Regions from separate parts of the Homo sapiens genome. Here regions 2 and 3 are each linked to region 1. Evidence: chromatin contacts called from ENCODE Hi-C or POLR2A ChIA-PET data. All regions are on one chromosome and are shown on one strand. The core of a region is the stretch at or near the end of the contact, and the rest is flanking DNA. Distances in the headings are between cores, read along the strand shown.

Evidence for each region. Hi-C counts contacts between places; a loop is a spot of excess contacts on that map. ChIA-PET counts read pairs that join two places held with the same protein, here RNA polymerase II (POLR2A). Pooled maps may share reads with other maps.
Region 2: a loop to region 1 is called in a pooled map, with 4 times the contacts of the local background. The contact joins the promoter of BLVRB here to the promoter of CCDC97 in region 1. A Hi-C loop is called at or near these places in 1 of 168 maps with a recorded cell type or tissue (natural killer cell) and 5 of 50 pooled maps. POLR2A ChIA-PET finds 5 or more read pairs at or near these places in 1 of 52 experiments (GM10248).
Region 3: a loop to region 1 is called in a pooled map, with 5 times the contacts of the local background. The contact joins the promoter of RABAC1 here to the promoter of CCDC97 in region 1. A Hi-C loop is called at or near these places in 2 of 50 pooled maps. POLR2A ChIA-PET finds 5 or more read pairs at or near these places in 3 of 52 experiments (T-cell, WTC11 and activated naive CD4-positive, alpha-beta T cell).

The regions. Positions count from the first base shown.
Region 1 is chr19:41,307,710-41,312,646 of GRCh38, forward strand. It overlaps CCDC97 (coiled-coil domain containing 97), which reads left to right and starts at 2,463. Exons shown (of 5, transcript NM_052848.3): 1 at 2,463-2,647. The coding sequence starts at 2,602. It overlaps LOC105372401 (a long non-coding RNA gene), which reads right to left and starts at 2,340. Exons shown (of 2, transcript XR_935968.4): 1 at 2,229-2,340; 2 at 1-2,116. HNRNPUL1 (heterogeneous nuclear ribonucleoprotein U like 1) reads left to right here. Exons shown (of 15, transcript NM_007040.6): 15 at 1-78. RefSeq lists enhancers at 1,056-1,235, 2,509-2,798.
Region 2 is chr19:40,463,500-40,468,436 of GRCh38, forward strand. It overlaps BLVRB (biliverdin reductase B), which reads right to left and starts at 2,246. Exons shown (of 5, transcript NM_000713.3): 1 at 2,111-2,246. The coding sequence starts at 2,189. SPTBN4 (spectrin beta, non-erythrocytic 4) reads left to right here and starts at 3,502. Exons shown (of 36, transcript NM_020971.3): 1 at 3,502-3,806. RefSeq lists an enhancer at 1,320-1,439 and a silencer at 2,461-2,660.
Region 3 is chr19:41,956,390-41,961,326 of GRCh38, forward strand. RABAC1 (Rab acceptor 1) reads right to left here and starts at 2,932. Exons shown (of 5, transcript NM_006423.3): 1 at 2,848-2,932; 2 at 2,347-2,559; 3 at 1,897-1,994; 4 at 629-730; 5 at 294-545. The coding sequence starts at 2,903. The coding sequence ends at 457. RefSeq lists silencers at 2,140-2,209, 2,660-2,909 and an enhancer at 3,020-3,309.

The sequences.
Region 1 (4,937 bases), core at 1,213-3,712:
CAGTTGGCCGTTAATTGGGGTGGGGGCCTCTTTAAAGGGAAATTATTTACTCATTCATTAAACAACTTAACTGAGGGATTCATGTGCCTGGCCCCGATTTTGGTGCTAAAAATGCACGCTTAAACAAGGGTCCCTGGTTTAAAATCCACTAGTTCATTTTTAAAGTGCTTCTCTTGTTCTCTACCTCTCACAGTCTAAAATCCCTCCAGGAGTTTTTGAGTAAAGGACATGGAACAGGCCTCTAGGTGGAGGGATGGGTGGGACTGATGGGGCAGAGACCAGGGCTGGTTTGTTTGGCATCATCACTGGGCATCCACAGACCACCTGCCTCAGGCCTGGCCTGTGTGCAGCACGGAGGACAGTTCCTGCCTGTTCTGTGTTTGGGGCTCATGGGGATTCCAGGAGCTTCATGTTTCAGCCAGTGTGTGTGAGCCACCTGCTGTGTTCTTCAGCTGTCCTGGACAGTGCTGGGGACATAGTATGGCCACGGCAGTCCTGGACCCCGTTCTCACAGAGCTCCCACTCCAGAGAGAACAAAGACCTGCCAGCACCAAGTGGTCAGCTGTGAGAGCCTGGGGTGGTGTGCAGGGAGGGCTTCCTGGAGGAGTGAGCCAGGGTAAAAGACTCCAGATTGCATCCCCATGGCCCATCTTCCCCTTCCTTAGCAACCTTATGTCTTCGTTCCCTCATACATGCTGTGTTCCTGGCTCCTTGTGAGAGACAATGCTGGGCCACAGGAGAAGCCAATTCAGCCCCAATCTTCCCTGGTGGGAGCTCAGAGCCTTGTGAAGGGGAGATGGGCAACAAAAACAAGGGAGGGAAACTGACTAGTCTCAGAATCTCGGGTAGGGCATCAGAACGTGAGAAGGAACCAAGGTTGGTGGCTAAAAGGGACCCTAGAATGCGCCAGAGAGGAGGTGGCAGGGCCTTTAGTCTGGAAAGTCCCCTTCCCTTCATGTCCATATGCTGGGCTACAGCGCCCTCTGCTGGCCTCTCCTGGTAATGCCTAGGAATCTGGGTTGGTAAATAGGGACCTCCTTGGCTTTCTTCCACAACTCCAGACCTCAAGGGAATGCAAATGGGGAAGCTCTTCCTCTGTTCTCAGCCAGTTTTTCTCACACGTCTCATCTCCAGTCCCTTGATGCCCACTCCCTTCAGAATAAAGGAGGTCAAGCCACTTACTATGGCTTATGAGGCCCTGCATGGCCTAGCACCTGGTAACATCGCTGGCGCCCTCTCTTTCTGCTCCCCCTTTGAATATCAAATCAGTGTTTATTTTGTTCTGAGGAGCCATAAGTCCTTTTTGGAACCCACAAATGATGCCATGAACCACTGCATTGGAGAATACAGAGGTACATGGAATTTTGCATAAAAATTCATGAGGTTCTCAAAACCTCCACAGCCCAATCATGGCTTTCAAGTTAGAGCTCCTTTCCTATGCCCTGACCGTAGTGAAGTGCTTGCAGCAACCAGAACCGTCCGTACGTGCCATCCTCCTCAAGACTCTTCCCTACCTTCCTCTTAACCCAGCTCCTACTCGTTCTTCAGGTCTTAGCTTGAGGGTACCCTCCCAGAAAGAAGGCTTCCTTGACCCTCCAGCCTGGGGTGGACAGCTCCCTCAGCCCTCTGGATCCATCAAAGCCCTGGCCACTGAGTGACATGTCTGTCTACTCTGCTGGTAACACCTAAATAGAGCCCCACCCATCCCATAGGGAAATAAGGACCAGAGTTGTCTTGTTTCACACCTGTAGATTTCCTCCAGGTCCTGGGAACACAAAATGGGAAGTTCTATCTCACTATCCATCTCATGCCAGCCAGAGACAGGGTATGATGACGGAAGTAAGCCAGGCTGGTGGCTCACGCGCGTAATCCCAGCATTTTGAGAGGCTGAAGCGGGAGGATTGCTTGAGGCCAGGAGTTGGGGACTAGCCTGGGCAACAAAGTGGGACCCCTGGCTCTACAAAAAAATTTTAAAAATTAGCCGGGCGCGGTTGTGCGCGCCTGTAGTCCCAAGTACTCCAAAGGCTGAGGCAGGAGGATCACTTGAGCACAGGAATGTGAGGTTACTTGAACTGTGATCGCGCCACTGCATTCGTCTAGGCGACAAAGCGAGACCCTGTCTCAAAAAAAAAAAAAAAAAAAAGAGTCAAGGCTTAGTAATATTCCTGAATTCCTGAAGGAGTTAAGAAAGGAAAAGGACAAGCGGGGGTCTAAACGAGAGCACGAACCCTCAGCGTATGACGGCTCCAGGCTCCGGGGGAAAGTCCTTTAGCCATCCATCCCAAAATTAAGCACGCTGGGAGCTGGAGTCACAGCAGTGATAAAACGAACAATGATTCTGGTTCCTACTGACTGACAGGAGAGGTTTAAGGGTCTCTCACTCTCCGGGGAGCCCCTTTCCTTCCTGGCTGCGGAGGGCGGAGCCCGAGAGAGGCACGCATGCGCAATGCAACGTCTGCCTTAGGCCCGGAACTTCGGTGCCTGGGCGCAGCGGTGCACCCGGACCCGGAACATTCTCAGGCGAAAGTGTCTCTTGCGTGCGTGGGCCGGAGGTTAGTGTGCGGGGCCCGCCGGGCGGTTGAAAAGTCCGAGAGAATCAGGATGGAGGCCGTGGCGACGGCGACGGCGGCGAAGGAACCCGATAAGGGTGAGATCTTGGTCACGCGCAGGCGGCGGGTGGGTGCGGTTGCGGTGTCTCTAGGAAATGATTCCCCCAGGAACGCGAAGTAGGACTCGTTTTAGGGGGACACCCACCCCCCTCAGCTTTACCGGTCCTCTTCACTACTTTGCCCAGATTATTCCCTCCCTTGTCGCGGGCTGACCTTCTTTTCCTCCATTCCTTCCCCCCGAAATTAACCTCTTCCCAGTTCCAGACCAATCCTTTCCATGTCCCTAATTCATTTCCTTACCAGGCTAACTCTCAAATTAACAGAAACCTCTCTACCCCGGCCTAATTCCTGCATTGCCTCAGACCAGCCCTTCTCAAATTACCTCCTTCCCTGTACCAAGCTGAGCCTTCCCTTGCTCTCTAGACGAATCCTCCTACCTTTCCAGGCTAAACTTCTACCTGCCTCATGCAAACTTATCCCAATCTAACGATTCCTTCATTTCATTGTAACTCCCGTTTCCCCCAAAGTCCGAAATCCAGCCAGGCTCCTTTCAAAGTCCTTACTCAATTTCTGTGCTTTCCCACAACCTTCAAAGTAATCCGACGTCGGGTGAGGTGTGATTGGAAGCGTGGCTCCAACACCACTGGCCAAGAATTGGTAATTGTGGAAGCCAGATGGAGATGATTGGTATATGGAGGTAGGGGGAGAATTGTCGTTGTACTTTCTACTTTTGTGTATGTTTGAAATTTTCTAAAAATAAAAAATTTAACCTAAAAAAAGTCTTAAGGCCGGGTGCAGTGGCTCCCGCTTGTAATCCCAACACTTTGGGAGGCCAAGGCAGGAGAGTTGCTTGAGCCCAAGAGTTTGAGACCAGCCTGGGCAAGAGAGAGAAACCTGATCTCTATAAACATTTAAAAATTAGCCAGGCCTGGTGGCTAGGGAGTAGCTAGGACAAGCTACTCAGGAGACTAAGGTGGGAGTGTCACTCGAATCCTTTGAGATTGCAGTGACCTAAGATTATTACACCACTGCACTCCAGCCTCTGCAGCAGAGTGAGACTTGAGCCCAGGAGTTTGAGACCAGCACTGGCAACATAGCCAGACCCCATCTCTACAAAAAATTTAAAAATTAAGGCCGGGCCCGGTGGCTTACACCTGTAATCGCAGCACTTTGGAAGGCGGAGGCAGGAAGATCACCTCAGGTCAGGAGTTGGAGACCAGCCTAGCCAACATAGCGAAACCCCATCTCTACTAAAAATACAAATATTAGCCAGGCGTCGTGGTATGTGCCTGTAATCCCAGCTACTCGGGAGGCTGAGGCACCAACTGGAATCACTTGAACCCGGGAGGCGGAGGTTGCAGTGAGCAGAGATCGCACCACTGTACTCCAGTCTGGGTAACAGAGCAAAACTCTGTCTCAAAAAAAAAAAAATTAGCCAGGTTTGATGGTGCATTCCTGTGGTCCCGGCTACTCAGGAGTCTGAGGCGGGAGGATCACTTGAGCCCAGGAGGTCAAAGCTGCAGTGAGCTGTGTTTGCACTATTGCATTGCAGTCTGAGCAACAGAGCAAGACCCTGTTTCAAAAAAAAGAAAAAAAATTTGTCTCTTGGCCCCATCTGTCTCCTTCAGAGAGTCATGTATACTTGGTCTTCATTTCCTCGTCTCCTGCTCACGACTGTCTGACTTTTCTCCTAAGAAACTGCTCTGATTAGGGTCTGCACTGACTTCCCCCATGTTGTTCAATTCAGTCCCCCCATTCAGGTTTTTGTTTGTTTGTTTGTTTTTTGAGAGAGTCTCACTCTGTTGCCCAGGCTGGAGTGCAGTGGCATGATCTCAGCTCACTGCAACCTCCACCTCCCAGGTTCAAGTGATTCCCGTGCCTCAGCCTCCCAAGTAGCTGGGATCACAGGTGCCCGCCACTATGCCTGTCTAATTTTGTATATTTTTAGTAGAGATGGGGTTTCACCATGTTGGCCAGGCTGGCCTCGAACTTCTGACCTCAAGAGATCCTCCTGCCTCAGCCTCCCATAGTGCTGGGATTACAGGTGTGAGCCACCACACTTGGCCCATTCAGGTTTTTTTTCTTACTAGACTGGACTAGAATTAAATGCTGTTGATCCTTCCATCCTTTTTGCATGTTTTCCTTTGGCTTCAGCGACACCACAGTGCCTGATTTCCTGCCTGTCTCTCAGGCTGCTCCTTCTCAGCCTGACTTTGTTTCCCAGGGGTGCTGTAACAAAGTACTACAAACTGCATGGCTTCAAACAACAGAACTTTATTCTCTCATAGTTCTCAAGGCCAGAAGGCTGAAGTCAGTGTTGCTGAACTG
Region 2 (4,937 bases), core at 996-3,495, 840 kb before region 1:
GTGAACTCCAGTTAATCCAAGCCCCTTCTCCCTCCCTCCCTCCCTCCCTCCCTCCTTCCCTCCCTTCTTTCCTTCCCTCCCTCCCTCCCTCCATCCCTCCCTCCTTTTCTTCCTTCCTTCTTTCCTTTCATCTTGCTGTGTCACCCAGGCTGGAGTGCAGTGGTGCAGTGATGCAATCTTAGCTCACTGCAACCTCCCAGGTTCAAGCGATTCTTGTGCCTCAGCCTCCCAAGTACCTGGAATTACAGGCACGTACCACTGTGCCCAGCTAATTTTTTTTTTTTTGAGACAGAGTTTCACTCTTGTCGCCCAGGCTGGAATGCAGTGGCGTAATCTCGGCTCACCACAACCTCTGCCTCCCGGATTCAAGCTATTCTCCTGCCTCAGTCTGCCAAGTAACTGCGATTACAGGCACCAGCCACCATGCCCGGCTAATTTTTCGTATTTTTAGTAGAGACGGGGTTTCACTATATTGGCCAGGCTGGTCTCGAACTCCTGACCTCGTGATCCACCTGCCTCAGCCTCCCAAAGTGCTGAGATTACAGGCGTGAGCCACCGCACCCAGCCTCTTTTTCTTTCTTTTTATGTATTTTTTTAAATTTGAGAGACAGGGTCTCACCCTGTCACCCAGGCTGGAGTGCAGTGGTGCAAACACAGCTCACTGTAGCCTTGAACTCCTGAGCTCAAGCAATCCTCCCACCTGAGCCTTCTGAGTAGCTGGGACTACAGGCATGCATCACCACGCCCAGCTAATTTATTTTTTTTTTGTATTTTTGTAGAGATGGGGTCTTGCTACGTTGCCCAGGCTAGTCTCAAACTCCTGGCCTCAAGCCATCCTCCCGCCTTGGCCTCCCAAAGTGCTGGGATTATAGGCATGATCCACCGTGCCTGGCCAGCCCTTCCCTTTGCTGAGGGGGACAGCAAAGCTGAGAGCTGGGAAGAGATTTTTCAGAGCCACAGCTCTGAAGCTCCCTAGGCTCCAGTTCTTAACCCTCTGAGTGCAGTCCCAGCTATGACCAGCAGGGTGGGCGAGTGGAATTCGGTGGAATTAGTGGATTTCCAGGTGACTCAGCGCCTCTCAACTTCTCTCTCTTACTTCCTTCTCCATTACTCCCGAATAAATGCTTATCAGCAAACTGGTTTTTACTGAGAGGCCCACAGCTCCCCATTCTCCACAAGTCAAGATCCTCACGTGGTCTCCCTGGGGAAGGGGAGAGTTATGGACCTAGAGAAGAACTTTCAGAGTCCCTCCAAGGGAGACAGCAGAGTGGGGTCCTGTTGGCCTCCACCCTTTTGGGGCACGCAGATAGTCAATATCTTCAGCGTCCCCAAGGCCTGCAAGGGTGGGGCCCCATATCTGGAAGTCCCAGGCCCAGCTGGGAGTTGGTCAAGTCTGGGCTGTGGGGGCAGGGAGTGCTGGGGGATGGTTATCCCCTTTTCTGCCCTCTCTCCTGGGGCAACTCCAAATTTTCAGCCCTCATTGACTTTCCCAGGACTGCTGTCCCCAAGTCTTCACTCATGTCTCTCTGTGACTCCTTCCCATTAGGTACTCGCAGCAACCTGACCCCCCAACTTTTTCAGTTTCCAGCCTGGGGACTTGTGGTGGTTAAGAGCATGAGCTGAGTTCAAATCCCAGTCCTGTCAGTTAACAGCTGTGTGATATTGGGCAAGTCACTCTCTGGGTCTCAGTTTTCTCATCTGTCAAGTAGGGTGATACTAGTTCCCACCCCATTTTGAAAGCTCTCATGTGAAGAGACGACAGAGCAAGCTTGGCTTAGTAAATCCTCTCTGGGAGTGCGAACAACCACCACCACAACCACAATAATGACAACCGCATTGCATAAGAGCCCTGGACTTACACACGACTGTGCCAGTGGAGTCCTCCCGGGGCTCCCGGGGCCAATTCCTCTCTGGCTTGGACTCACATAAACTTGGATCTCACATCTTTCCCCATTTCTGCCCCCGTGGCCACTTGCTTTGGCCCCTGAGTCCTCATACACCTGGCTGGGGCGCTCATGGCCCCAATCAGCCTCGGCCCGACCCCATGGTGCCCCTTCCTAAAGTTCTGCCCGTCTGTCCCGTGACATGCCCCGCCCGCCCCGGCTCATGCCTGCTTGCACCGCCTGCGCCAGGGTGGTGAGCCCGGTCTGGCCAGTGGCGCCGAAGATCGCGATCTTCTTGACGGCCATCGTACGGGATCGTGGGGGTGCAAGGCCTCAGAGTCTCGGCACGCGCGGGAACCCACTGGCTGCTGGGCGGTGCTCTCTGCCCTACTCAAGCCAGGAACAACGGGGCGGAGCTGGCTCGAAGGGCCACGCCTCAGACTCTCCGCCCGCGGCTCAGGTCAAGGGGCGGGGCCTAACGCGGATGGGCGGGGCAGGCGTCAGCTTGCATTCGCTCACCGTCCAGCACCGCCCTCTCTGCGCGCCACTTAGACTGGAAGGCGGGGCCACAGAAGGCCACGCCTCCACATAGCAACAAATAGAGTGGACGGAGCCGAGATAACTTGTCACTCAGCGCCCTGCCTCCGCGCTCCACCTCCCGGAGAGGGGCGGGGCCAGGCGAGCCTCACCCACGGCCTCTCGTAGCTCACGCCCCCTCTCCCGGAGCCTGGAGCGGATCTGGGGCGCACTCTAAGCCCCAGGGCCTCCCAGAACCAGCAAGGGGAGAAAGTTAGGAGGACAGAGTGTGTGTGTGCACTTGGATGTAAGACACTGTGTCACGGCGTACCTATGCACTTATATGACCCTGTGTGACTCAGTGACCCGGAGGGCAAGCAGGACTGTGGGTGACACCTTGTGTCATCCTCTGAGTGTGATCCCGTGTTACAGTGTGACTACACGTGCGTGACACCACGTGTGGCAGGCATTGATTCTGTTCTTTTGTGACCTTGTGGTGACACCGTGGGTGACACTGCGTCAGCCTGTACGATAGGGTGTGGGACGTGTGAGGTGTGCTACATGGAAGCGTGAGACTAATTAGACTGTGACAGTGTGTGACACCACATGTCTCGTGTAAGGATGTGTGACACCGGGACCCCATTCGAGTGTGTGGCTGTGGGTGTCTGTGTTGAGCTGCTCATTGTGACCCCCTGTGACTATGATGTGTGAGGTGCGGCGGTGCAGCATGTGCGGGGCGACTGCTATGAAGGTTCGAGTGTGTAGAGTGTGTGACACTGTGGCTGTGAAGCTGTGCGTGATGTGTGGGCCTATGACACTGTTTGTGACTGCCGGGGAGTGTGCGGCTGTGTGTGACAGGTGCATTTGTGTGTGACGCCGCGTGGGCGGTGGTTACCCTATTGGATTTGTGTGGTGGTGGGTGACACCGTTCCAGTGTGGACGCCGCGTGTGACGGCGTGAGGGTGTGACCCCGTGAGACCCCACAGGAGGGAGTGACGGCGCGCAAGCGCGTGGATGCGGGGGTGAGTTTGTGCGCCGAGGCCCCCGCGAGTATGGCAGCGTGGCGAGCGTGACCCCGTGGGAGTGTGCAGCGCGTGACGCCGCCGTGCCCTCGCGAGTGCAGCCGTGCACCCCACGCCGCGGCCGGGTGTGACTGCGCGTGGGCCTCGGGCGGCGGGGCGCGGGGACCGCGGGCGGGAGGGGGTCCCGGGGGCGCGCTGAGCGCGGCGGCGGCGCGAGAGAGGGAGGCGCGGCGGCGCATGCGGATCTGGCTGAGCCGCGGGCCGGCGGGGCCGAGCTGAGCCGGGCTGGGCCGGGCCGGGCCGGGCCGGGCAGCGGACGCCGACAGGGAGGGCGGTCGGTCGCGGCGAGCAGCGGAGACAGCGACGCTGGCGGCCGCGGGCCCAGGTGAGCTGCTAGGGGGGCCGACAGCCCCTCCCCCAAGTATGTCCCCACCTGGCGAGCATCCCTCCTCCGCGCGCACGGGGCATGGCTGGAGCCCCGGGTCTCCCCGGCTGGAGGGAGGCAAAGGGTCGAGGGCAGGACGAGCCCACAACCCCCCCACCCGGTCTAGCTTCCGCGCCACGCGTGGGTCTTACCCCCAGGCCTTGTCCTTCCCAGGCCCCCTCCTTGGGCGCAGTGTCTGGACCGCAGGGAGAGAGGCGCGGCCTGGGAAGGGTTAAAGCCTCTGATGCCACCGCAGCCCAGCGCCCCACCAGCCTTTGCGGGGGGGGGGGGGTGTTGGGGGGAGGCTCGCAGGACACCCCTTCCCGGCTTCCCTATTACCTGCTCCCTTCCTTCCCATTCAATCGCGTTATGGCCAGAGCTGATCCTCGGCCTGGCCAGAGGGCTAACAGGAGTGCTAAGGGCCTCCCCATCTCTAAGTGTCTTCCACTGAAGAAAACAGCTGTAACCACCGTTTAACAGGGAGGGAAACTGAGGCACAGAAAGGCCAAGTTAAAGATACTCGGTTAAAGATACAGCAAGAATAAAGCGGAACTTGAACTCATTTCTGTCTGACTCCAGAAGAGGCAAATCGATTTGCTGAGATGTGTGAGGAAAAGATGAAGAATAATAGCAAGGAACATGTATCAAGGGCTTGCAGTGTACCAGATACCATGATCCCTGCATTAATAACTTACCTCTTCAAACACCGCTAAGAAACGGGTACGATTATCATTACTTTTTTTTTTTTTTGAGACGGAGTTTCACTCTTGTCACCCAAGTTGGAGTGTAATGGCGCGATCTTGGCTCACTGCAACCTCTGCCTCCCGACTTCAAGCAGTTCTCCTGCCTCAGCCTCCCAAGTAGCTGGGATTACGGGCATGAGCTACCATGCCTGGCTAATTTTGAATTTTTAGTAGACATGGGGTTTCACTATGTTGGTAAGGCTGGTCTCCAACTCTTGACCTCAGGTGACCCACCCACCTCCTTGGCCTCTCAAAGTGCTGGGATTATAGGCGTGAGCCACCGCCTGGCCTACCCTTTTGTGTGTGTGTGACAGAGTTTCATTCTGTCATTCAGGCTGGAGTGCAGTGA
Region 3 (4,937 bases), core at 1,682-4,181, 650 kb after region 1:
GTGCAATTGCATACTGAGTCCCCAGTCCCAGAGAACCATCAAACCTGGGGTGCTCTCTGATTCCTGAGTCCTAAAGAACCATCAAACCTGGGGGTGGTCTCGGGGACCCCCGGCACACTGTCCTTCTCAACTCTTTTCTCCTCCTGAACACTCACCACCATTGGGCATCCCATAATATTTTACCTGTTTACCTTGTCATCGTCTTGCCCACACCCCAGGTTCCACCCCAACCCTGCTCTGTGCAGTATTCCCAGCTCCACCCATAGAGACCCACAGAAGATGCTGGGGGAATATTTCCTGAATGACACCCATAACAGCTTTATTTTCAAAGGCGGGATCCCTCCCCGGGCTTGTGATGGGACGGCGCTGTGGGCCCGAGCAGCAGAGCCGTGCAGGACAGGCATGGGCAGGGGTGGGGCAGCTGGCCCGGGAGGCCGGCAGGTCCCAGAAGACACCTCACACGGGTTCCATCTGCAGCTCCTCCCCGTCCACAGCCTCAATCTGGTGGAAGGCAGCGTGGGAGCCGATGACCACCAGGGTGGCTCCTGCAGGAAAGCCGGCAGCTCAGGGCCACACTCCTGCACCTGGCTCCCACCATCCACCCCAGCTGCTCAGACCCTGTACTCACCCAGCACCCAGAAGACGGCCGAGCCCGCACCAGCCAGCCAGAAGAAGGGGAAGGAGATGCCTCCAGCCAGAGCATACTGATGCGCTGGGCTCACCTCTCGGCCTGGGGGCAGATGGCATTGGGGTGCTGTTCCGACTCTCCATGCCCTCTCCCAGAGTAACCCCTGCTGCCCCCCAACAATCCGTACAAGCTCCAGGTTCTCGGGATCGAATCCAAACTCCTCATGCCAAGGCCCTCCAGGTCCTGGGGTCACCCTGTTCCCCTGCTGTCCCCACTGCCCTCCAGAACACAGCACACCGTCCTCGCCTGCCTCAGCCCCACCCTCTGCCCTCTGCCCCACATCCTCCAGGAAGTTCCTGGGATCCCGGCTTCCTGCTCCCTAGACTAGGGCTCTCCTGCTGCAACCCTCGCGCAGACCAGGGTCTCAAACTGGTGGCCCAAGGGCCAAATCTGACCTGTGGATGTGTTTTTTGAGCTGTTTTGCAAGGATGTGATTTGTGGCTGGCAAAGTGAACGATTTCACATAAAAATACCAACTTCAGGCTTCTCATAGAAGTCTCAGGGATGGGGTCTACATGCTCTGGTGACGGTGATCAGCTGAAGCCAAGTCGTGCCTGTGCTTCAGGCACTCCCTCCACCCCAGCCCATCAAGCACATAACTTGCAGGCCCCTGAAGAGCCTGGCCTTCAGGTCTACCTAACTGTCCAATCCCAACTCCCTGACCCCACTCCAAACCTTGATTTTCCCCTGGGGGGAATTTCCCCTGGCATTTTGTTTTCCCAGTGGTCCTTGGTACTACTAGTCTGGGAACCACATGAAACATACTCCTCGGCTTCCCTCTCTAAGTTCCAAGTTCTTTCTGGTCACACCCCAGAAAGCAGGAAAAGAAACGGGAACAGATCTAGGCCAGTGTAAGGTGGCCACCTGGTGTCCAGTGTGGGCACCTGCAGCTGATGTTGGCCGCAGAGAGCGGCAAGGGGAGGAGAGAGAGGGGAGGAGTCATGTGGTTTGAAAAGGAGTAGGTTTAAGGCACAGCAGCCAGGTGGATCCTGGGTTTGAGGAATAGCAATTTGAGGGGGCTGAGACTCGATGGAAGGATCGGTTGTGTCTGAGATTTTAAGGGATCAGGTTTGGGGGATCTAGTGTACATCTAGGCTTGGGCGGACTTGGGTTTTGAAGGACTTGGATTTGGGGTCTGAGGTCTGTCTGCATTCCAAAAGACCAAGATTTGAGGGACCAAGGATTCATCTGGGCAGGGGGTTTCTCACCAAAGAGCACAAGCTTGGACTCCAAGGTGCGCAGATAGAGAATGTAACAGGCGCCGAAAAAGACAGCCAGAGCCACCAGCAACATAGGGGACGTCACCCTGGAGGAGGAGTGCAGGGAGGCAGCGGTTAGACAGCTGGGGCTGGGCCAGCCCGACGGCCCTGGCCTTCTCCACCGGCGGGCGGCAAGCTACATCCTGGAGACCAGGGAGGGCCAGGTGACATTTAGTCACACTGCATCCTGGCCAGGGTGATGGTGGGGTAGGGGACCTGGCCCTTTGGTGACAAGGTAGTCTAGCAGAGCCAATCCTTGGGGGCGGGGCCTGGGCGGTGAGAAGAGGGCCCTGGGCGGTGAGAGGAGGGACCGGGCGGTGAAGGGCGGGGCCTGAGCGGCGAGAGGAGGGGTCCAGCCGGTCGGGGCTAGTGCGGGTGCGGGGCCCGGGAGGCACTCACACACAGTACAGGATGAGGCCCAGGAACACGAACACATAGTTGCTCTGGTAGTACTCCACGTTGCGTACGAGGCGCTGGCACAGCTCTCCCAGGTTGCGGGGCCGTGAGAAGCGCTGCTGGTCCACGAAGGTGCTCCAGGGCCGGATGGTCGCGCGGCGCCGCTCCAGCCACTCCCGGCCTGCACCGGAGGGAATCAGCTTCGGCAGCAGGGTCCTGCGGGGGGTGGGGCCGGGTCAGTGGTGGACCGGGATGGAGCCCCAGACCCCCGCAAAAGAAGGGGACTAAGGGTGCCTGGACTCCCTCCCGGGACCCCAGATTCCTGTACAGCAGGCAGGGAGGGGACTAGGGGCCCAGACTCCAGGGTCCCATTAGAGGAGACCGGGGCCAACACTTCTGCGGCTCGGGGCTGGGACTCCAGGCTCTCGAGGGAGGAGGGAGGAGGGGGCCGGGGGCCCGGACTCCCGGGTCTCTGGTCCGAGGGCCTAGAGCCAGCTCGCTCACGTGCCGCTCAGCCCTTCCGCCTCGGCATCTTTCTGCTGGTCCTTCTGCGCTGCCATGTCTGCGTCGTGAGGGGTAGAGCTGCTGTAACCAGCCCGGTACCCTGAAGACCCCGCCGGCCCCGCCCGACGCCGGCCCCACCCAGCGGAGTCGACGTGGCGCAGCCCCGGAGCAGCTGGGGACTGTAGTTCTGCCGCCGAGTATTGTGGGAGTTGTAGTCCTGACGGTGACTAAGAGGATGGGCGCTATGATGGCGGTCTGACTCGCAAAACACCTTGGGAGATATAATCCCAGAAAGTGACGGCGCGCGCCTCTGGGTATTATAGGAGTTGTAGTTTCAGGAGGGTGCATGTGGGCTGTCAGGAGCGAGGGCGTTATGGGAACTCTAACGGCAGAAGCGGGCGTTGTGTACTCTCCCAGGGAAGGCACAATGGGGACCGTGCAGAGCTGTCCTTCTGACTCTAGAGGGCATAAAAAAACACCTGGAGGGCTTGCTAAAACAGATTCCTGGGCCCTAGCCCAGATGTTTTCATTCAGCAAGTCTGGGGTGGAGCCCATAATTTCCATTTCTGAGTTCCCAGGTGATGCTGATGCCCCTGGTCCATGGACTACATTTTGAGTAGAAAGATTTAGATAATTTGTGGGAATTGATTCCTTCCTCAAGAGATTGAGGCTAGTGAGGGGGCCATGGTTGCTGGAGGGGTATCTGAGGTTGCCCCCTGCCCCACCTTGTGGAGTCCCAAAGATGAATGAGTTGGGGCTAGGGACACCTCCGACCCCGCCACACACACCTTTGGAGAGAAGGGAGTGAAGTTGGGAAAGACAAAAGGTTGAGAAGTTTTGTGGGCTTTTTTGAAATGGAGTCTCGCTCTTGTTGCCCAGGCTGGAGTGCAATGGCGCAATCTCGGCTCACTGCAACCTCTGCCTCCTGGGTTCAAGCGATTCTCCTGCCTCAGCCTCCAGAGTAGCTGGGATTACAGGCGCCCGCCACCACGCCCAGCTAATTTTTGTATTTTTTTAGTAGAGACGGGGTTTCACCATGTTGGCCAGGCTGGTCTCGTACTCCTGACCTCGTGATCTTCCTGTCTCAGCCTCTCAAAGTGCTGGGATTACAGGCGTGAGCCATTGTGCCTGGCCCACAGGGCTGGAATTCTAATTGAATTCTAATGGGGTGAACCAGAACAGGGCCTCAAGAAATGTGTGTGGAAGTATAGGGAAGCCTGGGCTCCCTTAAGCAGACTGGGATCCTAATTTTCCAAAGCAGCTGGGTGGGGCTGGAAGGAAAATATCTATATGGGATAACCAGGTGACCTTTTTTTTTTTGAAAATTTTTTTAAGTAGATAAGGGATTTTGCTGTGTTGGCCCAGTAGGTCTCAAACTCCTGGACTCAAGCGATCCTTCTGCCTGGCCTTCCCAAGTATTGGGATTACAGGTGTGAGCCACCATGCCCAGGTTCAAGTGACTTTTTTTTTTTTTTGAGACGGAGTCTCACTCTGTCGCCAGGGCTGGAGTGCAGTGGCACAATCTTGGCTCACTGCAACCTCCACCTCCTCCTGGGTTCAAGCGATTCTCCTGCCTCAGCCTCCCGAGTAGCTGGGATTACAGGCGCCCGCCACTATGCCCAGCTAATTTTTTGTATTTTTAGTAAAGATGGGGTTTCACCATGTTGGCCAGGCTGGTCTCGAACTCCTGACTTTGTGATTTGCCCGCCTCGGCCTCCCAAAGTGCTGGGATTACAGGTGTGAGCCACTGCGCCTGGCCCCAAGTGACTCTTTTAGGCCCAGCTCTTGTCTTCCAAGATCTACAGCAGTTTAGGGTTTGTGCTTTGAGGCCTGCTGGAAGGTGTTCCCAGGAGGTGGGAGGAAGATGGCCCTGTCTGAGGGGCTGGTGGCGCAATAGGCAGGGAAGCCCTTTGCAAGGGCCCCACACTGAAGATGGAAGAGTTACACTTTGAAGATCAGATTGGCTAGTTACTGTTTATTTCCTCTTTGTCACCCCCAGGCTTTTAGTGGAATCAGGTTTCCTTTTTTTTTTTTTTTTTTTTTGAGATGGAGTTTCACTCTGTTGCTCAGGCTGGAGTACAGTGGCACAA